2 separate regions of the Homo sapiens genome follow, and region 1 is linked to region 2. Evidence: chromatin loops called from intact Hi-C (ENCODE). Cell type or tissue: natural killer cell. All regions are shown on one strand. Links, peaks and the distances in the headings refer to the core of each region. The heading gives the core; the rest is flanking DNA. Region 1 has its middle 20 kb from the start of TCF23. Region 2 holds the start of TRIM54 (tripartite motif containing 54).

Region 1 (8,328 bases), core at 257-8,256, 110 kb before region 2:
GGTTAACTTTGGAATGCCCTTTAGGGACAGGAGGAGTCCATTCAGATGACTGGGGGTTTAGACTTTTATTTTTGGTTTACAGTGGGAAGTGAGGTCCGACATGTCTTGTTATACCCCTCCTCCCTTTTGGTGTTTAGGCACAACTGACAAGCATTGTGGTTAAAACAGGGATTATAAGACTGGCAAAAGAGAGTATCTGTGGCAATAAGATACCAAATTTTGAACAACAATCTGTTAGGCACAAACAGTTTCTCTTCAAAAGTTTCAGTTCCTGGTTCTTTGTTCTATTCTGAAAGTAATGTTACCTGTCCATCTATCAGCCCTCCCTATCTCTGTTGCACCCAAACACGTCCAAGCATGTCCCATCACCTATGTGCCCGTCCTTCCCATCAAGTGCCCACCCTTGCCTCCTTCGATGATGTCAATACTAGCCAATCGGGATTAGCTTAGATCGTGCGGTCTGACTCCAGCCAACCGGGGGAGGACCCAGGAACAGGGTCTGCATTAGGGATAAAAATGCCTGCTCTCCTTTGTTCAGTGTGCTCCCTTGCCTCTGCCTTGCATGCAGGTAGCACCCTTCTATAGAAGTAAAATTTTGCCTTGCAGAGAAGTTATCTGAGTGCTCATTTCCTTTGCAAGCTTTATTTCCTGAGCTTTATTTCCAACAAATCTAATAACCAGGCAGAATTGGGGGAAAAATAGAATTTTCAGAAATTAAAAATATGATATTTTAATTAAAGACTCAATGAATGATTAGAAACTGCTAGAGGCCATGAAAGGCAAGGGTTAAATCATACCCAACAAACCATAAAATCTCATTAACTGGGTTTTTAAAATTAACGCAGTATACTGTGGCTTACTTTCCAACCTGACTGTGGCTTAGCACCACATGGCAGATTACAGGCCCTGAAGGAAATAAAAATATTTTACTCCAAAATGTATTTGTTTGGCATACTTTGAAATGGTCCTGCAAAGCTGTCTTTCGTGGGGGAAGTTTGTATCTGTAGAGAATCTCCACCACTGCAACCAGGTCTTCCTTTCTAGGCCTTTCCAAGATCTAGGAGAGATTAACTGAGAGGCTGACACTTTAAAAAATCTGAAAAGAGACATTTACCATCTATTCTTTCTGAGGGCTGGTCCCTGTGAGGCTTCATCTCCATAATAAGGGCCTTGGCACCCGTGACTCCCTTTTTTATTTGTCATTTTTGTTGTTGTTGTTTTTAGACAGAGTCTCACTGTGTTGCCCAAGCTAGAGTGCAGCGGCATGATCTTGGCTCACTGCAAACTCCACCTTTCAGGTTCAAGGGATTGTTGTGCCTCAGCCTCCCAAGTAGCTGGGATTACAGGCGTGCACCACCAGGCCCGGCTAATTTTTGTATTTTTAGTAGAGAGGGGGTTTCACCGTGTTGGCGAAGCTGGTCTTGAACTCCTGACCTCAAATGATCCACCCATGTCAACCTCCAAAAGTGCTGGGATTACAGGTGTGAGCCACCATGCTGCCCTGACCCTCTTACCTTAACACAAGCATTCTTTTCTACTGAATTCAAGTCTTTAAGCAATAGCTTAACTCTCTCAACCATCAACTAAAGAATTTCTAAAACCCACCCATGACTTGCAAGCTCCCACTTCAAGATGTCCCAACTTTTCAGGCCAAACCAATGTATACCTTTTATGTATTGATTTATATCTTTGCCTGTAACTCCTGTCCCTCTAAAATGTGTAAAACCAAAGTGTAACCTGACTCCTCAGGCACACTTTCTCAGGACCTCTTGAGACTATTCCCCTGGCCATGGTCACTCATATGGGCTCAGAATAAACTTCTTTAATATATTTCACAGAGTTTGGTTTTTCTGTTTACAAGCCAATACCCAGGCTATATGTGAGGCTGGGGGCTCTTTGCTTTTTCTCTTTTGGATTCTGTTTCTGGGAATTTTTTTTAGTTGATTGACACCTCTTACAAAAAAAAAAGTTTGATCCCTCTGCTTTCTGGTTGGCATGATTTTGCTGATGAAAATGTAAAACTTAATTGGCTTTTTAGAAAGCTTAAAACCTCCCCAAATTGGCTCCTCTAAGATTTGTTCTTCCATTTCCTGCCACTTCTGGTCCTCTATAACCCACACTCTATAGCTCAACACTGTACAGCCAATCATTAATCAATGTTATTTCTGTAAACCAATGAGAATTCCTGACAAACAACTTTGTATCAGCCCACTCCTTGTCCTCTTTTTTGCCTTTAAAAACCTGCTTGTAACAAAGGCCCAAGCCTCCACCCATTTCTGACACTATGGTAGACTAGATGTTCAGAGAAACTCTCCTGGTACAGAAACTCAAAATGATGGCTAAAATCGTAAAAACATATTCTTAAAAGTATTGCTTGCCTGGCAGAAAAGTAAGGGAAAAGAATAAGAGAAAGAATAAGGAAGCATGTAGCAAAAAATGGTAAGCCAGCACTCAAGTCAGTGCTGCCTTTGCAATATCTGCAAATTCCTGGTGCCCAAGGCCTGGGTCTTACGGGCCACACCTGGGGACAGGAGACAACACCTAGGGCCCATTCGAAATGGGAAGTTGGATCAGAGACTCTGTCACAAAGTTGGGATCCTCAAAAGGCAACACCCTCAGTAAGGATGTTTTGTTGTGGGGGAGGCCAAAATTTTAAAGTGGTCACGATTTAGTAGTGTTTCCTGGCACAAGCAGGTGCAAACCTTCTCTGGAGGAACACGTTTTAAATTCATGCAGTGGCCAGGCACGGCCACTCACACCTGTAATTCCAGCACTTTGGGAGGCTGAAACAGACCGATGGCTTGAGCCCAGGAGTCTAAGACCAGCCTGGGCAACATGGTGAAACCCCACCTCTACAAGAAATACAAAAATTAGCTGGGTGTGGTGGCACATGCCTGTAGTCCCAGCTACCCAGGGGGCTGAGGTGGGATGACTGCTTGAGCCCCGGGGGTTGAGACTGCAGTGACCCATGATCAGGCCACTGCACTCCAGTCTGGGTGATAGAGCGAGACCTTGACTCAATAAAAATAAGTAATAAATAAATCCATGCTTTGAAGGATTCCCATGGATACAATTCCAACAACCTTGAGCTTACAACAAACAATTTTAAAAGTCAGAAGGAGGCATGTCACTCTAAATGAGCAATAGCCGTACCATTGAACTCTAGAATCACACTTGAGAGGATTGCAAATCATGTAATGTTTAGGCATAGAATATACAGTAAAGATGTTTAATAGGTTTAAGGAAAGAAAGAGAATTCTGAAAAGACAATGCAGGAATAAGAGGCTGTCAAAAATAACCAGGCAGAATTGGGAAAAAATAGAATTTCTAGAAATTAAAAATATGATATTTTAATTAGAGACTCAGTGGATGATTAGAAACTGCTAGAAATAGGTCTAGCAGCCTGGGCACAGTGGCTCATGCCTATAATCCCAGCACTTTGGGAGGCTGAGGAGGGCGGGTCAGTTGAGGTCAGGAATTCGAGCCCAGCCTGGGCAATATAGTGAAACCCCATCTCTACCAAAAATACAAAAAAATTAGCCGGGCATAGTGGCACACGCCTGTCGTCCCAGCTATTCTGGAGGCTCAGGCAGGAGAATCACTTGAGCCTAGGAAACGGAAGTTGCAGTTAGCCAAGATCATGCCACTGCACTCCAGCCTGGGCGACAGAGGGAGACTCCGTCTCAAAAAAAAAAAAGAAAAGAAAAAGAAAAAGAAATAGATCTAGCAAATCAGAAGACGGATCTTTAGAAATTAACCAGATTTCAGTTCGTAGGGAGAAAGAGATGGAAAATATAAAAAGAAGAATAGATTATAAGAGAAGACCTTCATGTCCTTGGAATAGGGAAATATTTTTTTAGAGAAGACACAAAAAGCATTAACTCTAAAGGAAAAGAGTGAGAAATTATACTACATAAAGTTAGGAGCACCTATTCATCACAAGATACCGTTGAGAGAGTGAAAAAGACAAGTTCACAGACTGGGAGAAGATACTATTTGCCATATAACTCACATATTTAAAAGGGCTTCTATCAAGAATGTATTAAAAATCCCCACAGAGCAATAAGACAGAGACTGATAATTCAGTAGTAAATGGCTAAATGGGTTAGAAACACAGTTTTTTTGTTTTTGTTTTTGTTTTTTTAAAGAGACAGAGTCTCTCTGCGTCACTCAGGTTGGAGTGCAGTGGCACCATCATAGGTCACTGCAACCTCGACCTCCTGGGCTCAAGGGATCCTCCTGCCTCAGTCTCCCAAAGTGCAGGGATTACAGGCGGGAGCCACCTCATCTGGCCTTGGTCAGGCACTTTCTAAAGAGGATATCCAAATGGCTGAACATGCTCAACTTCATTAGTTATTAGAAAAATGCAAATTGAAATCTTGAGATACTACAACACACCCACCAGAATGGTTAATATCTGTATCTGTTAAATCCAGGGTATAAACACACCTAAGGCCGGGCGCTTTGGCTCACGCCTGTAATCCCAGCATTTTGGGAGGCCTAGGCGGGCGGATCACCTGAGGTCAGGAGTTCTAGATCAGCCTGGCCAACATGGAGAAACCCCGTCTCTACTAAAAATACAAAAAAATAAGCCGGGCGTGGTGGTGCACGCCTGTAGTCCCAGCTACTCAGGAGGTTGAGGCAGGAGAATCGCTTGAGCCTGGGAGGCAGAGGTTGCAGTGAGCTGAGATTGCGCCACTGCACTCCAACCTGGGCGACAGAGTGAGACTCCGTCTCAAAAAAAAAAAAAAAAAAAAAAGATATGCATGAGAGCGCTCATAACAGCGTTATTTGTAATAGCCCCAAGCTGGAACCCTGCTTTTGTTTCCTATGGCGCTGGGGCTGAGGTTCTGCAAACCACTTTCTGCTTTGCCAGCTGGCACTTCGCTGGGCTCCACCAATAGAGGGTGCTAGAGGAAGCCCGCAAGACGGGAGGAGGGAGCGGGGATTTGCTTCTTGCAGTTTACTTCTTGCGCCCCCCTATCAAGGTGGCAACAGCTCTTTAACCCGGCAGCCCCACTTGGTTTAAGTTTCCAACTTTTTCCCCATTCTCAGAACCACCCTTGGCTGGGCGCGGTGGCTAGCGCCTGTAATCCCGGCACTTTGGGAGGCTGAGGCGGGTGGATCACTTGAGGTCAGGAGTTGGAGACCAGCCTGGAGACCACAACGAAACCCTGTCTCTACTAAAAATACAAAAATAAGCAGGACGTGGTGACACGTGCCTGTCATCCCAGCTACTCAGGAAACTGAGGCAGGAGAATCGCTTGAACCTGGGAGGCAGAGGTCGCAGTGAGCCAAGATTGTACCAAAGCACTCCAACCTGGGCAACAGAGCGAAACTCCGTCTCAATTAAAAAAAAAAAAAAAGTACAAGCCTTTAGCCTGCCCCTTCAAAGATGCCAGCACCAGTTATACAGCACTCTGTGTTCTGAAGCCTGAGTTCCACCTCGGCAGGGCTCCTCCAAGCTTCTAGGTTCCAGTAACTCCCACCTTTTTCTTTCATTAACTCCACCGCTCTACGTCCTTCAGTTGCCACCTCTCTGTTCCTTGGAATTTGTCTTTTGCCTTTGCAGTCCTTACCGTTAAATTCCCTCTGTTATAATAACTGGTGTGGTTTTTATGTTCCTAATTGGACCCTGACTCATACAACAGCCCAGATAAGATTCTTTTGGCGTCTGACCTGTTTCTGGACTACATACAGTATTACTTCCCTTTTCTTATTTTTATTTTTATTTTGAGAGGGGGGTCTCGCTCTGTCACCCAGGCTGGAGTGTAGTGGCACAATCAGCTCACTGCAGCCTCAAACTCCTAAACTCAAGGGATCCTCCCACCTCAGCCTCCCAAGTAGCTGGTACTACAGGTGCGTGCCACCATGCCCAGTTATTTCCCTTTTAAGTAGGGAATCTGAGGGCTGCAATAGTTTGCAGATCCTCACAGCCTTGCTTGGTTGATTGTCCTTGGCATCTTGGCATGGTTACAGAAACAAATCAGAGCCAAAGAAAGCTGAGAGTCTTGGGTGTGACTGTTTGCCATGGGACAGCTAGGGTCAGGCCAATCTTTATGAACATGGTACTTGCTGGACTTTTTTTTCTCTCCTGTGAATGTGCATGGGAACAGTAGTGTCTTTCCTATAGTCTTCATGACCCTCCCCAGTTGCTGGAGCAACTGAACTTGAAAATTTCCAGCTCCAGAGGCACTTTTTTTTTTTTTTTTTTTTTGAGACGAGGTGTTGCTCTGTTGCCCCCAAGGCACAATCACAGCTCACTGCAGACTTAACCTCCCAGGCTCAAGTGATCCTCCCACGTTAGTCTCCTGAGTAGCTGGAACTACAGGGGCACCACCATGCCCAGTTGATTTTTTATTTTTTAATTTTTTTGTAGAGACGGAATCTCACTATATTGCTTAGGCTGGTCTCGAACTCCTAGGCTCAAGGGATCCTCCCTCCTCGGTCTCCCAACGTGTTGGGACTACAGGCGTGAGCCAATGCACCTGGCTCAGAGGCACCTTGTTGTTACTATGGCACCATTGTGTCTGTGTGCGTTTAATGACATCATTGCAAGGGCTGATTCTTTAACCAGATTGTAAACATGTGTGCAAAAGTTGCCCCGCAAATTAACAGGAAAGTTGTGCAATTTGCAAGCAGAGCAGCATGACCTAAGGCCTTGATGGGCCATGATCTTTCAGTGTCCTTCCCCTGGCAGGTGGGTAGCAAACATTATGAATTATCATAAACCCAGTCCATCCTCCCCACCCAAAAAAAACGCCTCGTGATATATAATTTTCCTAACCGGGTTAAGTACATGATTCCTACCATTTAAATCTATGTCTAAATAAAGCAGAAGAACACAAACTGCTTATTTTAAAATCTATTTTTATTTATTCTTAGAGCCAGAATATTTTCTTAAGATTTTCGTAGTGTATAAATTCTAGATTTTGCCAGGCTTTTGGTTCTGCCCAGAGGCACTAGATTGGGCAGAAATGGATAGAAATTTCCTCTGTCTCCACTCAGATGCATGTTTTTGTCACCCCAGTTGTATTCAGTGAGCTTGTTTTCTGATTTATTTTTTTAAGTGGGACCCATTCATTTCCATTAAGGCCCTCATGAATACTATCCAGGCTGGGGCTTGGCTGTGCCTATCTTGGGGCAGAGTAGTCTCTATTATCCAGAAGATCTCCTGGCTTGATGTCTTATCTTTGCATTGTCAAATGTATTCAGCAGGCATTCATGTTATACCTGCGACAGCGGTACATCATGTCACTTCCAGATCTGGACCAGATAACTCCTGGGATCCTGGTTGTGTAGCCTGGCTATCATATCTCCCTCAGGAAAAACTAGTGTTATCAGCTCCCTTTCTTGCTTCTTTTAAGGACCTACATGGATTTTTCTGAAGTGCCACTGCACAATGCTTCCTCTTTCCAATACCTGTTAGATCTGAAAGGGGAATTGAGTCTCCCGTGGGTGCTGGGGTATGGCTGAGGGGTAGGTGTGGTCTGCAGGGCACCACGTGCAGCTTGTCTGTAGGCTCCATTAAAGACCAGTCAGGGCTGAGCACAGTGGCTCACGCCTGTAATCCCAGCACTTTGGGAGGCCGAGGCGGGCAGATCGGCGGGCAGATCACAAGATCAGGCATTCGAGACCAGCCTGGCCAACATGGTGAAATGTCGTCTCTACTAAAAATACAAAAATTAGCCAAGCGTGGTGGCACGTGCCTGTAGCCCCAGCTATTCGGGAAGCTGAGGCAGGAGAATCACTTGAAACTGGAAGGCAGAAGTTGCAGTGAGCCAAGATCACGCCACTACACTCCAGCCTGGGTGAAAGAGTGAAACTCCAACTCAAAAAAAAAACAAAAAAACACCAGTCAGATGTGCAGGGATGGGAAGATGCTGGCCTGCATGTACTCTTCATCCCCTACCTTTCCTGACATCCTCACAGGAGCCATGGAACAGCCAGAGTGAACATTCTAGCGGTGCCTCAGGCCACGCCTTCTCTCAAGATCCATATGCCACTTTCTTTTTTATGCCCCTGAGCATGAACGCAAGGATCACAGTGGAGACAACTTTTCCTCTCCTGGAAGTCTGGGACAAAGGCTGCAAGCCTCAGGTTCCCTGAGGGAACTCACCTGGCAGGCCTCCGTGGAGTCCCCTGAGAGGGAACTCCAAGGGGCTGCCCCACCACTCGCTGTATCTTGGGAGGGTCCCCCATGCTGCCACACAGACAAGAGGAGGGACTGCTCTGACTGATTCATGAGCTCCCCAGTGCATCCACTCAGGGAGACCCCTTCCCCAGACAGTGGAGGGTCATGACGGGGCAGCTTTTTAGCTGCGTCCC
Region 2 (8,328 bases), core at 223-8,222:
ACCTCTGAGGGACAGAAGTGGGGTGGTTTGAGAGCAGGAGACTGGAGGGAAGAAGCAAGTCCAGGCCTAGCTGCAAGCACTCCCCACCCCCGCCCCCGCCCCCGCCCCCGCCCCCGCCAGGCTCTAGGACACTTGACTTCTGTTAGGCCTCACACGGTTTGGTCTGAAGTGTTTCTCTCTTAATAGCTGTGGATCGGCGAGGCTCAATGGCTCACGCCTGTAATCTCAGGACTTTGGGAGGCCGAGGTGGGTGGATCACCTGAGGTCAGGAGTTCAAGAACAGCCTGACCAACATGGTGAAACTCTGTCTCTACTAAAAACACAGAAAATTAGCCGGGCGTGGTGGCGTGCACCTGTAATCTCAGCTACTCGGGAGGCTGAGGCAGGAAAATCGCTTGCACCCAGGAGGTGGAGGTTGCAGTGAGCCGAGATCGCGCCATTACACTTCAGCCTGGGCAACAAGAGCAAAAAACTCCGTCAAAAAAAAAAAAAAGAAGAAGAAGTTGTGGAGCTGTCTGATTCCTGATCCTGTCCGTTCAGGCTGGGGCCGCCCTGGTCTTTCAAACCCAGCAGTGAGCTTGGACAGACCCAGAGGTGTTTACTCCAGGTAATAGGAGCTCTAGACAAAATCAGGCTCTTTTCCTGGCTTAGACCTCTCCCTGCTTACAACACCTCTAGGATGTGGGATATCTAGAGGTCTGTGTAGCTGGAGGATGCTGGGAAATGTGAGGAGAAGATGTTTCCTCCTTAAAATTGGAATCTTTCTGATCACCTGAATTCTCCTGCTAGCCACAAATCCCACTCACTCTTATCTTATCCTTGTCCTTCTGTCATCGTTTACCTGCCTAATCCCTGAAGGTAGTGAGTTTCCTGTCACTGGAAGTGCACTTCTCGGTACCCTTACTTGTAGAAGTTCTCACAGATGCTGCTTCTCCTCTGGCTCAGATCATGTCTACTGTGAAGGAAGCAGCACACCGGCTGTCCAAAAGTGAGATGAGCCTCTATGCAGTGCTGGATCTTAAGAAGGGCGCCTCACCTGAAGACTTCAAAAAATCCTACAGGTTCAGACCTCAGCCCTTTATTGATCCTTGGAATTTCCCCCTTAAACCTTTTTCTTTCTGTATCTCTTTTGCTATCTGACTCTTTTTTTTTTTTTTTTTTTTTGAGAGGAAGTCTCGTCCTGTCACAGAGCAGAGACAGAGACTATTGAGAGTGCAGTGGCACGATCTTGGCTTACTGCAACCTCTGCCTCCCAGGTTCAAGCAATTCTCTCACCTCAGCCTCCTGAGAAGCTGGGACTACAGGCGTGCACCACCACGCCTGGCTAATTTTTGTATTTTTAGTAGAGACAGGGTTTCGCCATGTTGGCCAGGCTGGTCTCAAACTCCTGACCTCAGGTGATCTACCTGCCTCGGCCTCCCAAAGTGCTGGGATTACAGGTGTGAACCACTGTGCCTGGCCTACGACCCGTTTGTTTGTTTGTTTGTTTGTTTGTTTGTTTTGAGACAGTCTCGCTCTGTTGCCCAAGCTGTAGTGCAGTGGTGCAGTCTCGGCTCACTGCAACCTCCACCTTCCGGGTTGAAGTGATTCTCCTGCCTCAGCCTCCCGAGTAGCTGGGATTACAGGTGCCTGCCACTATGCCCAGCTAATCTTTTGTATTTTTGGTAGAGACAGGGTTTCACCATGTTGGCCAAGCTGGTCTCAAACTCCTGACCTCATGATCCGCCCACCTTGGCCTCCCAAAGCGCTGGGATTACAGGTGTGAGCCAGTGCTCCCAGCCCTATGACCCATTTTTAAGTTCCAACAAGCCCTCACTTTGGGGCCAAATGGCACCATCACCCTCTTCATTATAGTATGGGAAGGAGTTTAGACCTTGGATGCTTGCCTCCATCCTTTGTACCACATCTCATGCATTCCTTCTGCACTCTCTAGAGACTAATCCATGTCATTCATCGTAAGTCTCCTTCCCCAGCCATTCCGCATTGCTTCCCCACCCTCCTTTTGAGTATCACCTGGGTAGGAAACTGGCCTTGCGGTATCATCCCGACAAGAATCCAGGGAATGCTCAAGCAGCAGAAATATTCAAAGAGATCAACGCAGCTCATGCCATACTGAGCGACTCTAAGAAGCGGAAAATTTACGACCAGCATGGCTCATTGGGAATATATCTGTATGATCACTTTGGTGAAGAAGGCGTCAGATACTATTTTATTCTGAATAGTTGTTGGTTCAAGGTACACAATTCTCCAGGTCCTTTAAGAATAAGGAAAGAAGGGTGACCTTCCTTTCCTTATGACAAATGCTTCTGTTGTCTCATTTTCTGGGTGCCAGGAGGATTGAGGGAGGGAAGCTTGAGCAGTCATATAGAAAACTGCTGGACTGAGGCCATTCTCGCCTACCTTTTAGACACTTGTCATCCTGTGTACTCTGCTCACTTGTTGCTGTTTCTGTTGTTGCTGCTGTTTTTGCTGTGGAGCACTTAAACCACCACCTGAGCAGGATAGTGGGAGAAAATATCAGCAGAATGTCCAGAGTCAGCCTCCAAGGTCAGGTGAGAACTGCAAGCAGGGACTGTGAGGTAAGAAATGTCTGGATTGGGAATGAAAGAAATGATTGGGGTTGGGCACAATGGCTCATGCCTGTAATCCCAGCACTTTGGGAGGGTGAGGCGGGTGGATCACTTGAGGTCAGGAGTTGGAGACAAGCCTGGCCAACATGGTAAAACCCTGTCTCTACTAAAAATACAAAAATTAGCTGGGCATGGTGGCACCCACCTGTAGTCCCAGCTACTTGGGAGGCTGAGGAGGCAGAAGAATCGCTTGAACCCGGAAGGCAGAGGTTGCAGTGAGCTGAGATCGCGCCACTGCACTCCAGCCTGGGAGACAGAGCAAGACTCCATCTCAAAAAAAAAAAAAAAAAAAAAAAAAGAAAAGAAAAGAAAGAGGCTGGGCATGGTGGCTCAAACCTGTAATCCCAGCACTTTGGGAGGCCGAGGCGGGCGGATCACGAGGTCAGGAGTTTGAGACCAGCCTGACCAACATGGTGAAACCCTGTCTCTACTAAAAATACAAAAATTAGCCAGGTGTGGTGGCGGGCGCCTGTAACCCCAGCTACTTAGGAGGCTGAGGCAGGAGAATTGCTTGAACCCGGGAGACGGAAGTTTCCGTGAGCCAAGATCATGCCACTGCACTCCAGCTTGGGCAACAGAGTGAGACTCCATCTCAAAAAAAAAAAAAAAAAAGAAAGAAAGAAATGGTTGAGGGTGAGAAAGACCTGTGAAAATGGCAGGTTAATCCCTAAATATGACAATTTCAAGTCTTCAAGTCTGGCACTGGGACAAAGTGAAGAAAAAAAAAAGATCAATATGTTTCTGTGCATCACACGACAAACTGACAGTTTGAAGGTAGTAGTGTCAGCTCCTGTTAAGCTAAGGAATGGGGTGGGAGAGTATGTCTAGAGAGGACAGTTAGGTTAAGACAGATTTGAGGATGCAATTTTTGTTGTTGTTGTTTTGTTGTTGTTGGTGGTGGTGGTGTTGAGATGTAGTCTCAGTCTGTCACCCAGGCTGGATGGAGTGCAGTGGTGCGATCTCAGCTCATTGCAACCTCTGCCTCCCGGGTTCAAGCGATTCTACTGCCTCAGCCTCCTGAGTAGCTGGGATTACTAAAAAATTAGCTGGCTAATTTTTTATTTTTAGTAGAGTCAGGGTTTCGCCATGTTGGCCAGTCTGGTCTCCAACTCCTGACCTCAAGTGATCCACCTGCCTTGGCCTCCCAAAGTGTTGGGTTTATAGGCATGAGCCACTGTGCCTGGCGGGATGCAATTTTTTCCATCTACTCAAAGGAAAGGGCCAGTTGCAGTGGCTTGTGCCTGTAATCCCAGCACTTTGGGGAGCCAAGGTGGGCAGATCACTTGAGCTCAGGAGTTTGAGACCAGCCTCAGCAACATCATGAAACCCAGTATCTACAAAAAAAAAAAAAAAAATACAGAAGTCAGCCGGTCATGGCAGTGCACACCTGTAGTCTCAGCTACAGGGGAGGCTGAGGTGGGAGGATTATTTGAGTCTGGGAGGTTGAGGTTACAGTGAGCTGTGATCATGCCACTGCACTCCAGCCTGGGTGACAGAGTGAGACCCTGTATCAAAAAAGAAGAAGAAGAAGAAGGAAAGGAGGAGGAGGGGGAGGGGAAGAGGAAGAGGAAGAAAAGAAAAGGAAAGTCTGAGATCATTCCCCCCCAAATGAACTTTTATAAGCTGATTGAACTTGACACCAGCGCCACCTGGTGATGCTAATGAGTAACTGCAAGGTAACGGTTTTCTCATCAGTACACTACGAAAAGTTACTAAACGTTTGTATATGTAAACATATATATAATTCCATCATAGGAGCCAAATGTGATTTTAGAAGCGAGGAAAATAGCGAAGATGATTTTTAAGAGATGAAGAAGGATGAGGTATGTAAACCGAAAGGCAGCAACAGTTATCAGATAAGAAAAGCATGTAAGCTAACGTCAGATGAGTCATTAGTAGAAAGTTTACATCCTTATAGTATGGACTATGTGTTTATATCCTTACATGTAGGGGTTTGCTTTAAGTTCTAGGTAATTATTCCTTCTGATTAATAAAGCGCCACCTTCTTCCGCCACTAGGTGCTGACCCAGTGAGGGTGCCTTCTGCTGCCCAGTCCCCTGGACACATTGAAGAGAGGAGCAAGTAGCCCTGTCCTGACATTGACCCTGATTTGACCCCTCTTCTTATAAGGATCTCAAGAATCTCTTCAGAAGCACTGATGACGTTGATCCCAGTAAGGACATCACCTCTACCCTTGGTACCACAACTCTGTATGGGGTTGCCCAGCTACTCTTCCTTTCAGTTGCAGTCCCAATTTTACTCCGTCAGAAAGCAGCCCTCCCCTCCCTCCCCTTATGAGGTCTCAGGCAGTGGTGGCAGATTTTTCCTGAAGAGTCTTTTTCCTGTGTCTGCCTTGTTATTGGAACCAATGCCAGCTGGTAGGATCCCTGAGCCCCTTGCGATATCACCACCAAGAGCCTGATAACTGAGCAGGGTGGATCCTGTCCCTGGAGCTGCTGCACCCATTAATTCTCCCTTGTTGCAACTCTGTGTACCAAGAACCCCTAGCATCAGCCTCATTCCTAAGCCAATAACGCCTGTATGGAGTTGGTTTCATCTTCTGGTGCCCACGGCCATTGGCATTGCCAGCCTCATTCCATGCCACTATGAGTCAACTCAGGAAAACTGCGAGTGCATTTGAGGCTTAGGGGTAGTCATTCCATCTTTAGATTATCCTTGGACTTCAGCTACCAGCACAGCATGCATTAGCCTTGGTCCTGTAGGTTAACTGAAGTTCAAACATCAGTGCCAGCTTGCCTCCATCCTTTTCACATATTATGCAGGCCAATTGACATATAATTTGTTCTTAAAAATAGGGGCATGAAATATGTGATCTGGAAAAGATTGTACTTTCTGGACTCTTTTCCCACTCTTGCCTCTTTGTGCTGCTGTTTCGTATCCTCCTCACACCGTGTATTTCCCACCCACTCAGGGTCACAGCCTACTAATTCCTCAAACTTCTCTCCCTGGACTAGGAGAAAGGCTAAAGAATGTCAGTAAATAAAAGAGCTTTCATCCAATCCCAAGGCATATATTATGCCCAAAAAAGACAAATTGTGTCTGGGGTAGAGAAAAAAGGCCTAAAGAAATTGCTTCTTGGCCTTTTGCCTAAGATCAAGTGGAGAAGACTTGTAGGAGAAAAAGAAGACCAGTGCTCACAAGTGGGGCAAGCCTGGCTTGGAGAGTAGGAGTCCTGGACAACTGTGGAGCTGGGTCAGAGGCTTCCCGGAGCCTTGTGATTATGACTTTGTCAGTGCTCTAAAATTTCCCTGGAGATTGATTCCCTGGGTGCCCAAAATAGGTCCCTGGCATTCAGGTCCTTTCTGCCCAGCTCACCTTCTCCCAATTTCCTAACAAATTTGAGTCCTTGGAGTGGCTCCAGGGATGTGTTCACGGACCAGAATCCCACATTTCCTCGGGGGCATGCTCATAGGTAGGTCCAGGCCTTGGCACAACAGTCATTTCTAGCCTCTTGAGCTTCTTTTCCTAGGGTGATATAAGAAAAGGCCAGGGAAGAACAAAAATGAGCCAGAGGTGTTGGACAAGAGGCTTGATGTAGTCCCTGGAGCTGCTGTTCTGAATCACACAGTCTTGAGGAGGAGGACCAGGGTCACTGGCTGAGCCTGTGGAGGAGGCAACCGCTACTGACTCTAAGTCTGGCAAGATCTTTCCTCCCACCCTGAGCTATGTATGGGTGCCTCTCACACAGGCAGATTTAGATTCTGTGTCACTGTCCTGGAAGAAGGGCCCAAGCCAGAACAGGGGTCCCGGGCTGAGAGGAGCCTTCAGAGTGAGAGGGCAGCACCTTTGCTGACCCACCTTTCACTGTAAGCAGTGGCACTCACCCCTGCCCTTGCTCAAGGGAGTCACCCATTCCTGAGTGAGTCAGGGTCACTCACTCCATGACAGCTGTGGCTCGCCTTACATGAGCTAAATTGGGAATTGGAATGTCATGCAGATGCCCCTTGTCTCCCAACCCCCACAGTAAAATTAATCTGCTCTCTGGGGAGTAAGGGACAAACAGTGCTACCCACAGAGTGAACAAGAGAGAGTCATTTGGGAAACAAAAGGAGAATTTTACAGAGAGAGAGGGATAGCTAAAACTACGTGAGCCTGGCGAGGGTGCAGAGCAGAAAGTAGAGACTGTCCGAAGACTGCTATCTGGGACGAGACAAGTTGTTAAAGGGACAGGAGAGAAAGCAGAGCTATTTCAAGAGTGAGCCACAGAAGGGAATCCAGAGGCCATCTAAGCGAGGAAGGGTCTACAGGCAGTGAGTGAAGGCCAGGAGCAGGGCCCAGGCCAGGCACGACCACCGAGGGGATGAACTTCACAGTGGGTTTCAAGCCGCTGCTAGGGGATGCACACAGCATGGACAACCTGGAGAAGCAGCTCATCTGCCCCATCTGCCTGGAGATGTTCTCCAAACCAGTGGTGATCCTGCCCTGCCAACACAACCTGTGCCGCAAATGTGCCAACGACGTCTTCCAGGTGGGTGCCAGGGACGGGGCAGGGCCAGGTAAAGCAATGCAGACCTGTGGGGGACTGATCAGGTCAGAGCTGAGACCCCAGAAGGTGATGGATAGAGTGCTCTCTGAGGTGGGTGGTGGCTGTTGTGGCTGGAGAGCAGAAGGGCTGGGGTCCAAGCAAATCCCAGAGCAAGCATGAGTCAGCAGCTGCCCTGCAGGCTGGCAGGTACAGCCTGTGCATAGACGGCAGCTGGAGTGCTGGGATCTACCAAGGAAAGTAGACCCTGTGGAAACTGGGAGGGAGGGTATCCCACACCGGGCTTTATAAGAGCCTGTGCCAGACTCTGCATTCCAGTTTGGAGTTTCAGACTTCGAGAGCATTGTGGAAAATACGGAGAAAAGATTAATGAGATAATGAAACGTTAAAAAACAAACAAACAAAACCCGACCCTGTGAGAAAGCTCCATAATGGCAGTAAAACTATTTGTATTTAAGGAAAGTTGAAGGCATCCATTGTGGGTGACAGAGTTAGACATAGTGGGCAGGAGACTGGGAACTCTCCCCAACTTGAGTTCATACCTGTTACCCTCCAGATTGTTCAGTAAAGAGGCCTACTGGTTAAAAGCTACTGAGGTCACTTGACAAGCAGGGAGAAGGCAAAGAAATTTACTTCTCAGAAGTCCAGCCAGTTTTGTTTTATCTGTGGTCATGGGGCCAAGCAGAGCTAATCAAATTCACAGATACTAGTATAGCCACTGGTTTAGAAATAAAAGCAGCATATACCAGAATGGATTATAAGTGGGCTTTTTTTTTTTTTCCTGTGCTACTGGGGAGGTTCTAGTAGGCTATAAAATGGAACAGAGATCAGGGAGAGTGAGGGGCAAAGGCACACACACACACACGCGCGCACACACACACACACACACACACACACACACACACACGGCCTTGCCGTTAAGTAAAAGCCCTGAATATGGCCAGGTGCAGTGGCTCACGCCTGTAATCCCAACACTTTGGGAAGCTGAGGCCAGCAGATCACGAGGTCAGGAGTTCAAGACCAGCTTGGCCAATATGGTAAAACCCCATCTCTACCAAAAATACAAAAATTAGCCGGGCGTGGTTGCAGGCGCCTGTAGTCCCAGCTACTCAGGAGGCTGAGGCAGGAGAATCACTTGAACCCAGGAGGTGGAGGTTGCCTTGAGCCGAGATCATGCCACTGCACTCTGACCTG

Evidence for each region. Peaks named below come from ENCODE experiments on the same cell type or tissue, not always from the same donor. Only the 100,000 strongest peaks of a DNase experiment are listed, where the experiment ranks them.
Region 1: it touches region 2 in a loop (4-fold over the local background); 13 of 110 quality-filtered maps call a loop at or near these places.

What each region holds. Positions count from the first base shown.
Region 1 is chr2:27,165,126-27,173,453 of GRCh38, forward strand. No RefSeq gene overlaps it. Among named protein-coding and RNA genes, the nearest start is that of TCF23, 20 kb to the left of the region's middle. RefSeq lists enhancers at 267-576, 6,396-6,690 and a silencer at 4,891-4,940. In natural killer cell, for the core only: CTCF peaks have their summits at 4,908 (motif pointing right) and 5,108; a DNase peak (open chromatin) is centred at 4,906.
Region 2 is chr2:27,275,781-27,284,108 of GRCh38, forward strand. It overlaps DNAJC5G (DnaJ heat shock protein family (Hsp40) member C5 gamma), which reads left to right. Exons shown (of 7, transcript NM_173650.3): 2 at 326-607; 3 at 946-1,061; 4 at 1,974-2,235; 5 at 2,408-2,552; 6 at 4,386-4,453; 7 at 4,649-5,719. The coding sequence starts at 949. The coding sequence ends at 4,435. TRIM54 (tripartite motif containing 54) reads left to right here and starts at 6,649. Exons shown (of 9, transcript NM_187841.3): 1 at 6,649-7,119. The coding sequence starts at 6,952. It also overlaps a transcript of SLC30A3 not described here. In natural killer cell, for the core only: CTCF peaks have their summits at 4,290 (motif pointing left) and 4,496; a DNase peak (open chromatin) is centred at 4,271.